Regions from separate parts of the Homo sapiens genome. Here all the other regions are linked to region 2. A link is a contact called in ENCODE Hi-C or POLR2A ChIA-PET data. All regions are on one chromosome and are shown on one strand. The core of a region is the stretch at or near the end of the contact, and the rest is flanking DNA. Distances in the headings are between cores, read along the strand shown. Region 1 has its middle 11 kb from the start of MIR4703. Region 2 overlaps WDFY2 (WD repeat and FYVE domain containing 2). Region 3 has its middle 19 kb from the start of MIR4703.

The links. Hi-C counts contacts between places; a loop is a spot of excess contacts on that map. ChIA-PET counts read pairs that join two places held with the same protein, here RNA polymerase II (POLR2A). Pooled maps may share reads with other maps.
Region 1: a pooled map shows a loop between it and region 2 (4-fold over the local background). The contact joins two enhancer-like sites. A Hi-C loop is called at or near these places in 4 of 50 pooled maps. POLR2A ChIA-PET finds 5 or more read pairs at or near these places in 2 of 52 experiments (GM12878 and activated T-cell).
Region 3: a loop to region 2 is called in a pooled map, with 2.3 times the contacts of the local background. The contact joins two enhancer-like sites. A Hi-C loop is called at or near these places in 5 of 50 pooled maps. POLR2A ChIA-PET finds 5 or more read pairs at or near these places in 2 of 52 experiments (Caco-2 and activated B cell).

Annotation. Positions count from the first base shown.
Region 1 is chr13:51,560,973-51,565,451 of GRCh38, reverse strand. It overlaps the pseudogene RNU6-65P. Among named protein-coding and RNA genes, the nearest start is that of MIR4703, 11 kb to the right of the region's middle. Within about 2 kb of position 3,176, at least 3 of the 41 ENCODE cell types and tissues checked have a DNase peak (open chromatin) inside an H3K27ac peak, as active enhancers do; they include GM12878, where a contact is called at or near this core.
Region 2 is chr13:51,762,381-51,766,620 of GRCh38, reverse strand. It overlaps WDFY2 (WD repeat and FYVE domain containing 2), which reads right to left. Exons shown (of 12, transcript NM_052950.4): 12 at 1-4,240. It also overlaps a transcript of DHRS12 not described here. Among named protein-coding and RNA genes, the nearest start is that of DHRS12, 40 kb to the left of the region's middle. RefSeq lists an enhancer at 1,781-2,100. Within about 2 kb of position 2,025, at least 29 of the 41 ENCODE cell types and tissues checked have a DNase peak (open chromatin) inside an H3K27ac peak, as active enhancers do; they include GM12878, where a contact is called at or near this core.
Region 3 is chr13:51,532,025-51,535,916 of GRCh38, reverse strand. No RefSeq gene overlaps it. Among named protein-coding and RNA genes, the nearest start is that of MIR4703, 19 kb to the left of the region's middle. Within about 2 kb of position 1,301, at least 7 of the 41 ENCODE cell types and tissues checked have a DNase peak (open chromatin) inside an H3K27ac peak, as active enhancers do.

The DNA.
Region 1 (4,479 bases), core at 1,927-4,426, 200 kb after region 2:
GTCATCCCAATTTTAGAATATGTGCCGCCGAAGCGAGCACTGGAAACGGATATTCTTAAAATGAAGCTTTTCGGTGTACCACTTGACAAGTTTTCACAGACCTGAGTCACATTACATGGGCCACAGTTTGGACAACTCTAGTCTAGGAAACAGAAAGTGGGGCCGCAGCTCTGGTCGTGGTTGGAGCTTTTTGGTCGGGGGAGGATTAAAGGGATTATTCTCAATAGCTGAACTAAGGTAATTTCTGTTGGATTGACTACTCAGCCTTGGAAGGCCAATTAAGAAATGGAGTGAGGCTGGAGAAAAGAAGTCCCATAGCAGAGTCAAAGGCCCTTGCTACTGGTAGAGAGCATGCATTTTTCTGGCACATCCTCAGCAACCCGAACTGGCAACAGAAGGCTGGGCTGGGATCTGGGGCTCCTGGCTTCATCAGATGAAACCACACAAAGCAAGAGGAATCTAGGAGCAGACAGTGTTCTGAGACCCAGTTAGGCAGTCAGTCAGCAGACTGTGCACCAACCTCCAGGCTAGGATCAAGGGCAAGATTCAAATCTGTGATGGTAGCTTAGGAAATCAATGCAGGGCCCTGGGGCTCAAGGAACTTGTGTTCTGAGCAGGAGACCTAGGCATGATCTTAGGTGTCAGAATTAGGAACAAAGTAGGAGTACAACCACTTAATAGGGTGTCCTGTAGCAAATCACTTAATCAATTGGAACCCTGCCCTTTCTTCATCTGTAGCATGTGGATAATCACAACACCAATCTTACAGAGTTGTGAAGAATAAATATGAACATTCATTGGAGGGAATAAATCCAGTGTTGGCAAATAGCTACAAATAGCTACTCCAAGGGAAGAGGAGAAATATGAGAAAGAGTTGGAAGGGAACCATAGGGAGGACAGACAGAAGAAAGGGAGTAGAGAGAATGTCACAAAACAAGGAAGAAATCTAATAATCAGAACTGAGTCACAGGTCAAGGCCAGGCCATCTTGCTGTGGAAGGCCCAACCTTCCAACGATCAAAATTCTGAGACTAGAGAGTTACGGATAACTTCCACCTTCATTTTTAAGTCAGGTGTTTAGAATGAACTCAAGTGAATGTTCTTGCTGACTTAATTATGCACTGGTAGTTCTCAGATGTGCTCACAAAATCCTTATGGTATAAAACCTACGGTCACTTGGCATTTAACTATCATGATGAATAATGCTTCTCTAGAAGAATGTCTTTTAGTTACAACCAGGAAGATCAGATAAACATCTTCCAGTTTGTCTTCCTCTTCCTTTCCTGGTTCGCTGGCAGCAGGCATGTAACTCCTTCAGCAATAAGATTTTGTGGTTCTGATGCCTGGCTGCACACCAGAATTCCTGGGAAGTTTTTGAAAATACAGACTCCTGGACCCTCTCCCAAATGACTGAATTTGGTTTTGCAGGAGCTTGGCCTGAGAACCTGAATTTTTATAAAGTATTTCCAGATTATTCTAATGCAAATGGCTTCATCTCCATGCTTCGTCTAATGTGGAAACTGTGGACCTGGGAATCCAGTGGAAGTGTGCAGGAAGAATGACCAGCAATATGGAGGGCAAGGCCTCCAACCACGGGATACATCTCTTATTTCCTTTTATTTCCCAGTATGAGGGACCAGCCAGCCTACTTGCCTTTCCACTATTGGCAGTAAGTTTCTCTTTTCCATAGACCAAGGAGTAACACAACACAGGCTGCAGCTTTCCCCCTACTCACCTGTGTTGGAAGCCGCCTAAGGTTTTTGCAAGGCTTCCCTCTACACTTTCTCCACCTTTCCAGTCTTCTCCACTCCTCTTTAAACTAGGCAAGTGTGTGCTAACAATAGGTTTTCCTATACATAAAGGGCTAAATTAAGGCTTATCTATCCTTTTTAATGGACTTTATATTTTAAGAACAGATTTAGGTTCACAGCAGAAAGTGCAGAGTTGCCATGTGCCACCTCCTGCACACTCCCCAAGCACACTGTCAACACCCCCCCCACCACAGTGGTACATTTGTTAATCAATGAACCATTATCATCCAAAGTTTGTAGTTTACATTAAGATCCACTCTTGGTTTTGTACATTCTATGGGTTTGGACAAGTGTATAATGACATGTATTCACCACTGTAGTATCATACAGAGTAGTTTCACTGTCCTAAAAATCCTCTGTGTTCCATCTATTCACCCCCTTCTCTCCACAACCTCTGGCAATCACTGATTATTTTTCTTTTTATCTTTTTCTGTTTTTATTTTTATTTTTTAATAGAAATGGGGTTTTTGCTATATTGCCAAGGTTGGTTTCGAATTTTTGGGCTCAAGCAATCCTCCTGTCTTGGCCTCCCAAAGTGTTGGGATTACAGGTGTGAGCCACCATGCCCAGTCAGATTTTTTTTTTAATTGTCTCCATAGTTTTGCCTCTTCCAGAATTCCATACAGTTGAAATCACACCATATAGAGCCTTTTCAGATTTGCTTCTTTCACTTAGTAATATGGATTTAAGCTTCCTCCATGTTTTTCATGGCTTGATGGCTCATTTATTTTTAGCACTGAATAATATTCCATCGCCTGGACGTACCATAGTTTATTTATCCATTCATCTATTGAAGGACATCTTGGTTGCTTCCAAATTTTGGCATCTATGAATCAAGCCACTCTAAACATCTGTATACAGGTCTTTGTGTGGTGGACGTATGTTTTCTACTCATTTGGGTAAATACCAAGGAGTGTGATTGCTGGACCATAGGTAAGAGTATGTTTAGTTTTATAAGGAACTGCCAAACTGCGTCCAAAGTGGCTGTACCATTGTGCATTCCCACCAGCAGTGAATGAGAGGTTTATCTAAATTTCAGAGGAAAACCTGCTCTCCTGGAATTTTCTGCAGAGGAACGAGGAGAGTAAGGTAGGATGAAGTGGGAGTGGGAACCAATCTAGGGAAGTGGTGATAGAGTAAAATAGTGACAAAAAGACGGAAGGAAGGGAGCTTATGTTTCTGTTCCTTCTTTGCTTTCTCTTTACTAATAACTTCCATGCCACCACAGACCCACCCATACACTAGTCCTGAACTGGGCTAAAGTCAGAGACAAGGACTGTGGCTGGTGAGGTCTGTTCCTTAGGAGACCGAGAGCAGGGGAATCCCAAGTGCATCTGGTTAAGAGGAATTGGGTCTGCTATTCTTAGAACAAGGTTTCTCTCAAAAAATATTAACTGAAACCACGAATGAAAACCTCAGCTCTTCCTCAGTTTGTCATTCGAGGGTCTGAAATCATTCATTCTTCCAGAAAATATTTGTTCAGAGCCTGCCTCGTGCCAGGGAGTGAGCTGGGTGCTCGATATAATTAACTCTCTTGTACAGTCAAGGGCAGAGCTCAACGTGGCTCACATGCTGAGTTTATCATTAGAGGGCCACTGGCTCTAGGGCACAATGAGCAAGTAGAAAAGAGGAGTTAGCATGACAAGCATTTGCTTTAAAATTAAAGGCCATGTTTGTGTCAAAGTTCTAGAGCATAACTGTGTGGTCAGATCTGCTATGAGTCTTCTGCATCAAATAATGTTTAACAGAATGTGTAAAGGAATTAAATGAGATCTATGGAGAATGAAGATTGCCATATGAAATAGCAAAATGGGGGGCACAATGAGATATGAGATATATTGCCATTTAGGCAAAATGATTTACTCATTTGGAAGAGTCTGTCCCAAACTCTCATGTATAACTAAAGTTGCTTTACAAAGGAATGGACAATTTGTATCTTTCTAGAACTTTTGGGGATAACATAGTTTCCATCTAGTGCCTGCTTTTGGTTTAATATACCCCTAAAATTATACACATGAGGAAGATAAATGATTCTGTTAACAAAGAATGAGATCATCTTTATCCTCAAGGACTGTGATTAAAGGTCAATGGTTAATGACCAAAATTCTAATGTGGTCACTGGAGGAGTCCTGGCAGAATGACATCTGAAATTCCTTGGATATATCTGATGACACGTTAAAAAACTTTTTATAAGCATCAAGGGTTAACACAGTATAACCATTCTATAGATGAACCAGCTGTTGTTGTGTATGCTTAGGTCTCACAGACATGGTTTTAGGAAAAGCATTTCCCAAACTCACACTCCATCTTGTAAGCCCTTTCTAAGAAAAGACTCACCTTTCCTCTCCTGTTGTACTGCCCCAAGAATCAAGCACTGTGCAAGGCACGAAAAGGGAGCTCAGTAATGACAAGTCAGTAGAAAGACTGATTGACTCTTACTAGCTTTGCACAGCAGTTTCCAGTGAAATGGAGCAGAGAAGAGTCACATACCCATATTTCTCCTATCCAATAGAATTTACTCGGCAGTTAATACTGGAAGCCAAAGAGATCAGGGCAAATGTTTGTTATCAAAGATGCCTTCCCTTGAGTTAAATTGGTTGGGATCAGATTAATTTCCCTCAAGAGCAGCACACACCTAGGGAAAAGGGCTTTTGTGCCAAAGGACCTAA
Region 2 (4,240 bases), core at 776-3,275:
TTTCAATATCCTAGGAAATTCTTGCTCATTACCACCTAATCACATTCAGGAAGTCAATGTCAGGACTGGCAGGGAGTGTGGCAAATGCCGGAGGGGTCCAGCTAGACCACACGGGAGAAATCTGTTCCAATGTCAGGCTTATTACATTCTCAGCCTGACCCCCTGAAGAATCTCCTCACTTTAAAAAAAGAAAGAAAAAGATATCCATACGGTAATATGCCCACTGCAGCCAGGTCCAGACTTGGGCTGCAGTCCGGTGGATGTAGAGAATGGAAGATCCGTGTCCCTGGTTAGAAGTAGAGCGGTGGGCAGGCACTAATGTGGGGCCAGCACCTTCCCTGTTGTCCAGTTAGTAACGGTTTTTGTACATTTCATATAAAGATTTCCTTTTGCAAAATGACAGCACCTTGAAAAACAAAGTCATTTAAAAAGCAAGGCAAATGGTGTAAGACACAAATCCATAAGAGTACAATGGTTACAAGTGACGCTAGGGTTTTGGCCATACTTCATAGTGGCATATACTACTGACGTAAGGCTGCCATCCACTAAAATGATAAAAAGTGTATATGTGAAACATTTTTCAAATCATTTTCCCTTTTTTTGTGAGTGACAGCTCACCTTCTCATGCATCCCCGAGAACCAAGGGAAAAAAGAATCATAAGTAACAAGGTCAGATTCTCAATCTAACTTTTCAGCCAACCTGCAATTCTTGACACTTCCAAGAAAGTCAGATACTCTTCTTGACTTGTAAAGGTAAACATTTTGAGGTATCTATTTTTAATGAGATGGTACCATGATTAATTTCCACCCTTACCATCTTTAAAAAGAATTTTTTTTGCCCTACAAACTCATGAAAAGAAACTTCACCATCTTTTCTCAAAACCAAACCTAGCAGGCTCTAGATGGAAAAAGTCCAGAAAGCAACTCACTTGATATGATGGAAGACAACAAAGGCATGTGGTGATAGGCTCTCCGTTATCCAAGGGAAGCCAGCAATATGCGGGCAGGTCACTGGTGATGGGCTAGGCATGTCCAATAATAAACGAGACTCAGGGAATCAGAGAATCACAGGATTGGAAGGGACTTTAAGAATGATGATCAAATTCATCCCTCAAGCCTTTAATCTCCCTTTCAACATCTCTGGCAAAGGCTCTACACTGTGTGTTAAAAAAATTCCCTGGTATGGGACATGCAAGGAAGACATCCCATTCCAATTTAGGACCGATCTAATTTTTAGACACTGCTTTCATGTGTTAAACCTAAGTAGGCTTCTTGGTGGAAAGGAGATAATGCTTAAAGGCAAAAATACAAACCACAACCCTGGAGGGTTGACGTGGTTCTTGGTTAAGAAACTGAGCTGAAGTTTAAACAGGAATGCAGATGTTTCTGGACTAAGTTTTGGACATAGATCTTTGGGTCCTACAAGGAAAAGGCAAATGATGTGATAGCAAAGACAGGCGCTGCCATGCCCCTGCACGGTGTTCCTGCCTCCACAGGGCCAGGTCTCCCAGACAGACCTGTACCTGAATTGACGAAACTCTCTGCCTTCCTGTTGCAAGTGCCCCTGTAAGGAGGACCTCCCACATTGTACTGGAATCATCTGTGACTTGCAAGAGCAGGAAGTGGAGGGCAGCAGCTGCCTGTGTCTGCACCCAAACACTCGGCACCGCCTGTCCGTGCAACGCCACACTTGACTAGAACAATCCTCTCCTGCCACAGGGCCAGGGCTTTCCTTTTCCACAGTGGAGCAGCTGAGCCCAACACACCTTTGGCGTTAGTCTGGGAGTCCTTCCTGGTTGCGGGCCGTGCACTGATAGTCTCCACCTCCTCCTCTCAGACTCCAGTGAGAGGCTGTGCACCCAAAGATCCAGAATTAGTTACCCTGAGTCACCTTCAGTTAACAGTTCTAGGGATTTCCAAAGAAAAAGAAACTGATACTATTATAATATAAACTAATAGTAGCATTGGCTGCAGGAGGAGCCTCTGGGGAAACCCCTCGTGGTGAGCTGTGTGCTGCTTTCCTCTGAGGCCAGGGAGCAGCAGCATCTGATAGTGACGAGCTCAATTCTGGGATGGCAGCTGAGCCACTTGGCTGTTCTCCGGCAGCTCCAGCCCACTTGTGATCCCTGGACACACCACACTGACTCCAGCTCTCAGGCCTTTGTTTGTTTATGCTGTTTCTGAAGCCTGGAAAGTCATTTCCATTTTTCCCCCTTATGACTCACTCCTCATCCTTTAACACTGAGCTCAAAGTCCCTTTCCTCTGTGAAGCCCCTCCTGCCACACCTGCTGGGTTAGTGGCACCCTGGCATGCCTCTATCATAACCACATTGCACTGAAAAGACCCATTTACTCACTGTGTGACCTCTGCCCAGCCTGAGAATGGGCCTCAGACACCTTGCACTGCCAGTGCCTAAAGCCTGGTGGCTGGTGAGCGCTCAACACGGTTGACATGAACATTCAAATCTCAGGGATCATCTAGATAACTCAGTGTTCAACATGATCTTAATTTCTGTGTTTTCCAATCAAGTTAATAAATATCTGTCTTCGTACCAGGAAAAATTCAATATTATTTTAAAGGAGAAAAAATAAGAATGTATTGGTAAAATGCTTTCTCTCACTTCGAAATATCTTAGTGAACAAGAACACTGACATAGAATTAAAATTCTATGAACAGCCATAACCAAAGGAATCTCATTTAGTGAATATTTATGTCCAGTAACTGCAACCCACACTTAGAGCTATCCTTTTGCTTAAAAACAAAAATTTGGGCCTTAAGAAGTGATTAATATCAGGCAAAAATAAATTATACTTTTGTTTATTTATTCAGGGCCTTGCTCTGCTGCCCAGGCTGGACTGCAGTAGTGCAATCATAGCTCACTGCATCCTTGAATTCCTGGGCTCGAGTGATCCTCCCGCCTCAGCTTCCTGAGTAGCTGGGAATACAGGTGTGTGCCACCACACCCAACTAAGTTTTGAATTTTTGGTAGTGACAGGATCTTGCTGTGTGGCCCAGGCTGGTCTTGAACTCCTGGGCTCAGCAATCCTCCCACCTTGTCCTCCCAAAGTGTTCAGATTATAGGTGTGAGCCATGGCACCTGGCCTTTACTTTTATAAAATGAATCTCAGAAAATGAAAATGTGATATTCCATAAGGGCAGTGCTGTAAGCCTGGGAATCGCAGCCAAACGGGGCAGGGTGAATTTTAAGTGCCACTGGATTTCCATTTCAGTTTTGCCTCTGGGGTGGTCTGAGGGGAATGTATAGGAAGGAATTTATGTGGATGAAGGCAATAATTACCTCCCCCACCACAGGGCCGGAGCCAAAAAAACTGTCATATATGCTTTCGATAAGAGGAACAAAGCTGGTTCCAGAGAGCGCCCTGTCTCAAGGTGCTGAAAGTCTCTCCTCCCACTCATGCCATTACTAAGTAATGTTCAAAAACAGCTATTCCTTGAACATTCTTTTAGATTCTCTTGTTTACATCTCAGCCATATCTAACTGCCCTGTATAACTAATGTGTTTTCTGCTTGAAACACTCTAGATCTCTGAAGATCCCTTCCAGTTTTGTGACTTTATGATTTCTGGAAATAATTAAAACCAAATGAGAAACACGTTATGGTGGATTGACCCCATACAAAATGACATAAGATTCCAAATGCTTAATCTCAAACCATTTTGCTATTGTGAAGATACACTCAGGCAGTAATGTCAAGTAATGTCATTCGTTTGGAGGAACCAAGAACATGTGGTTGGTTTTGCCCCATCAGGTAGAGAACAACTCTGCGTATGATATGTGTAGATCTGCCACTTTCTCAGCGCAGGCATGTTAGGCATTATTTGTAAAAGCTGCTATATGTTTAAGTAATAGAGCAAAAATATATGTAAAGTGCAAATCCAACAGGGTAAAACAAGAATTATGAGAGTTCACCTAGACAGAACAAGAGCCAAGTGCTGGCGCCAGCTTTTACTCCTAAGGAATGGAGCCTCCATTTCCATAAAATGCTTGGAAGACACCCAACACCAGCACATATTTCTCTACAAATTACAAAAATGGGGGAGACACTTAATGCAAAACGCAAGAATTCACAGTATTACAAACACACAGTTGGTTTGCTAAACGCATTTCACCAAATTCAAGCACCCACACAGATGAGAGAAAAGGAAAGAGCAATGGATACCTTGACATATCTGGTTTTCTGATGATGATTCTCAACACCAGTGGGCTGTGAAGTGGCTTC
Region 3 (3,892 bases), core at 52-2,551, 230 kb after region 2:
CTCAATAATATTTTTGACAGATAAAAATAAAATAAATTAATCGAAACATTAACTGTGGTTTGAAGACAGCAACCTTTTTTTTTTTTTGAGATGGAGTCTCACTCTGTTGCCCAGGCTGAAGTGCAGTGGCATGGTCTCAGCTCACTGCAACCTCTGAGCCCAGGTTCAAGTGATTCTCGTGCCTCCTTCTCGTGCCTCAGCCTCCCGAGTAGCCAGGACTACAGGCGTGAGCCACCACGCCCAGCTACTTTTTTTGTATTTTTAGTAGAGACAGGGTTTCGCCATGTTGGCCAGGCTGGTCTTGAACTCCTGACCTCTGGTGATCCACCCGCGGTTGGCCTCCCAAAGTGCTGGGATTACAGGCATGGGCCACCGTGCCTGGCCTGAAGATGGTAATTTTTATAAAGACATTTCCCCTCTTACTTTTATAAAGACATTTCCCCTCTTAATTAAAGCTATAATTTGAAATTAGAAATATGATTCATCATGTTACATTAAAATCTGAATATTAGAAAGCCTCTTTGCTTTTTGATTGGCTTTTAACCCACACCATTGTGTGTGTGGGGTGAGGGGGATTAGAAACCAACATATTATTTTAAGATGAAAGAACATGAGGGTAAGCCCAAAGATACAACTTTCATGAAAGGCTTCCCTGTTGTCCTAATTAATTGCACAGAATCCTACGAGGGAAAACCCCTGCTAACTTCTAAGTTAGCTTGATATTCTTTTTTTCATTTGTATCACCAAGGGGTACAAAGTGAATAAATCAATATCCCTGGAACATACATTTAAAAATGCTAAACTTTTTATCTCCCTAACAGTTTCTTGTTTCATTAAGAAATTGGATTAAAGAAAAATCTTCACATTTAAAGCAGGATGAAGACTTGAAGTCTGAAGGATACAACACTAAAATATAAGACATGGTATGTCACATGAAAAATGTGGGTTTGTATTGAATAGCTCAGGTGTTTTCATTCCATCTGGAAGATCATTTGTGCCAAAGGAATATTTAATGTACTTATATACTACTGTCTGTGTGCACAAAATAATTTTGGTCTAAGGAAAAGACATCCCTGTTTTAACCAGTGCTCCAAACAAGAAGCAACCTTCAAGAATAACAGTAACAACAGAAGAACTAAAACATCACAAATTGCATTGAGAACTATAATGAATGGCTTTTTGTGTCACTAAAGCAGCCCCTTGGCAGGCCCAGCTGCAGCTGTTAACATTTCGGGAGCATTCAAATTGGGCAGATGTGCCAAAGTGCGGCCATGCCCCCTTTCCAGGGTGTAGGACATCATGTTTCAGTCATGGGCCTAAAGGAGTGGCCTCAGGAAACCTCACCCAGGAAGTGGCTGCGGCTGTCTCAGGGTTAGTGGTGTAAAGCAAGAGGCTGTCTCTGGTATTCCCTGACTTCTCAAAATGCCAAATAATCAACTAGTTGAAGCTTCAGCTGAGCTTTACCTTTTAAGAATATCATGTACAATAAAATAATATTGATTTGGATATAATCATTCAGAGCTCAAAATAATTTTCATGGAAGTTTATAATTTTTTGCTTTTGTGAATAGTTTGCTAAATAATTTATGATGCAAAGAAAAGGTGGTGACTTCCTGTGGGTCGGAGAGGGCGTGGTGACCTACAGGGAGCTTTGCTAGGATTCCAGAACCAGTGTGTGCTATAGCAATGAGAAACAGGGCAAATATCCTCACCTCTTCCCCCTAAACTACCATACTTCATTCATGTAATGAAGTCACAGTCCACATTTTCCAGCTTCCGTTTTCTTTGAATGAGACATTAGTGTATCAACTGAGCTGCCTTCACTCTAGTCCCCAATATCTTTCCTTTATCAGGAGTGTGTCAACATGAAAACAGAACTATTCATGATTTGTTTTCCTGTAGACAAAGTCACCAGGTGATTATTTTGTCTACAAGTTATTATGTTATTATGTAGATGAATAAGTGCATATTTAGGCCAACAAAACAAAAAAAAAAGCCCTTTAAAAACTTTTAGAAAAGAATTCTGCAACAGAACTGTTTGCTTGGGTTTGCCTACTCCAGAAATGTAGACCTGGACTCAAATAGATATTGCTCACCTTAGCCAGGTATATATAATAATAATACAGGCTTGGCACAGTGGCTCATATCTATAATCCCAGCACTTTGGGAGGCTGAGGGAGGTGGATTGCTTGAGCCCAGGAGTTTGAGACCAGCCCAGGCAACATGGTGAAACCCTGTCTCTACAAAAGATACAAAAATTAGCTGGGCATGGCAGCATGCATCTGTGATCCCAGCTACTTGGGAGGCTGATGTGGGAGGATTGCTTGAACCTGGGAGGCAGAGGTTGCAGTGAGCCAAGATGGCACCACTGCACTCCAGACTGGGTGACAGAGCGAGACTCTGTCTCAAAAACTAAAATAACAACAATAATAAATAATACCAGAAGAGTTTATTTACTTGGAAGTTTATAAAAACCACAAAACATTCGTTGACAATGAAGTTACTCTCTAGAATTAGAACTGTATTTCATAGAAATATGCAATTTTCTTTGCATTATTTTTCCCCCAAACAAATTTAAAGGTTTCTGATATTCTCCATATCTTTCTAGTGAGATCTCTCAGAACAGTTTTGAAAGAACTGAAAACCTTCCAGCAGTGTTTTTTAGTGGGTGAGGGGAGAGGAATTTCAATCAGTAACATCTTAAACAGCTCTCAAATTGTCCTTGGACCAGACCACGGGACTCCACAGTAAGTTCCCCTCTCTGCATACCACAGTCTCAGGAATCTTTCTGATCTTCACTTCCATTGTAATCTAATTCTTGTGCCCTTGCAATTTGATACCTCAGACTGCACCTTCCTCCCCAAGTTCACTACTGCCTGAGCCAGAGACTGTGTTTCCCTTTTTCTGATATCCCACTGCTAAAGGCCATGCTCCCACACCCAGTTCTCAGTCTCTGTACCCTAACTCAAGTCAGCTGGATTCTCCAGTTGCAACAACGGCATTCTCTGAACTTGTGGGTTAATGCCCAGCATTTTGTGTGATCTTTGGTAGTGGAAAGTGATGATTCACACATCTCATGGTCCTCTGGTCTGGAAAGTTCTTAACCACTGTCTATGTAGCATTGAACCCTGGCAAATTCTGAGAAATGGGTTTTCAAGAACCCACTTTAAGAGTGTATCTACCACATCCTATCTATCCAAAAGAATTCTGTGTGTGCTAGAGAAAGCATCACAAGTTTGGGAGTAGACGCTGCTCTCTCCCTATTCAGTGTCAATTAGAATTTTTCCAGTGCATCCCAAGAGGCACCAGATATTGAAGGCAGGACTTTCTACTCTTTTTGCCCTTACAATTCTTACAGTTGACTTCTTCTAGAGGCAGGGGAGTATGTCTTGTTTTAAAATTTATTTTTTTAATTATACGTTAAGTTCTAGGGTACCTGTGCACAATGTGCATGTTTGTTACATAGGTATACATGTGCCATGGTGGTTTGCTGCACCCATCAACTCGTCATTTACATTAGGTATTTCTCTTAATGCTGTCCCTCCCCCAGCGCCCCCTGCCTGACAGGCCCTGGTGTGTGATGTTCCCCACCCTGTGTCCATGTGTTCTCGTTGTTCAACTCCCACCTATGAGTGAGAACATGTGGTGTTTGGTTTTCTGTCCTTGTGATAGTTTGCTTAGAATGATGGTTTCCAGCTTCATCCATGTCCCTGCAAAGGACATGAACTCATCCTTTTTATGGCTGCATAGTATTCCATGATGTATATGGGCCACATTTTCTTTATTGACTCTATCACTGATGGGCATTTGGGTTGGTTCCAAGTCTTTGCTATCGTGAATAGTGCCACAATAAACATACGTGTGCGTGTGTCTTTATAGTAGCATGATTTATA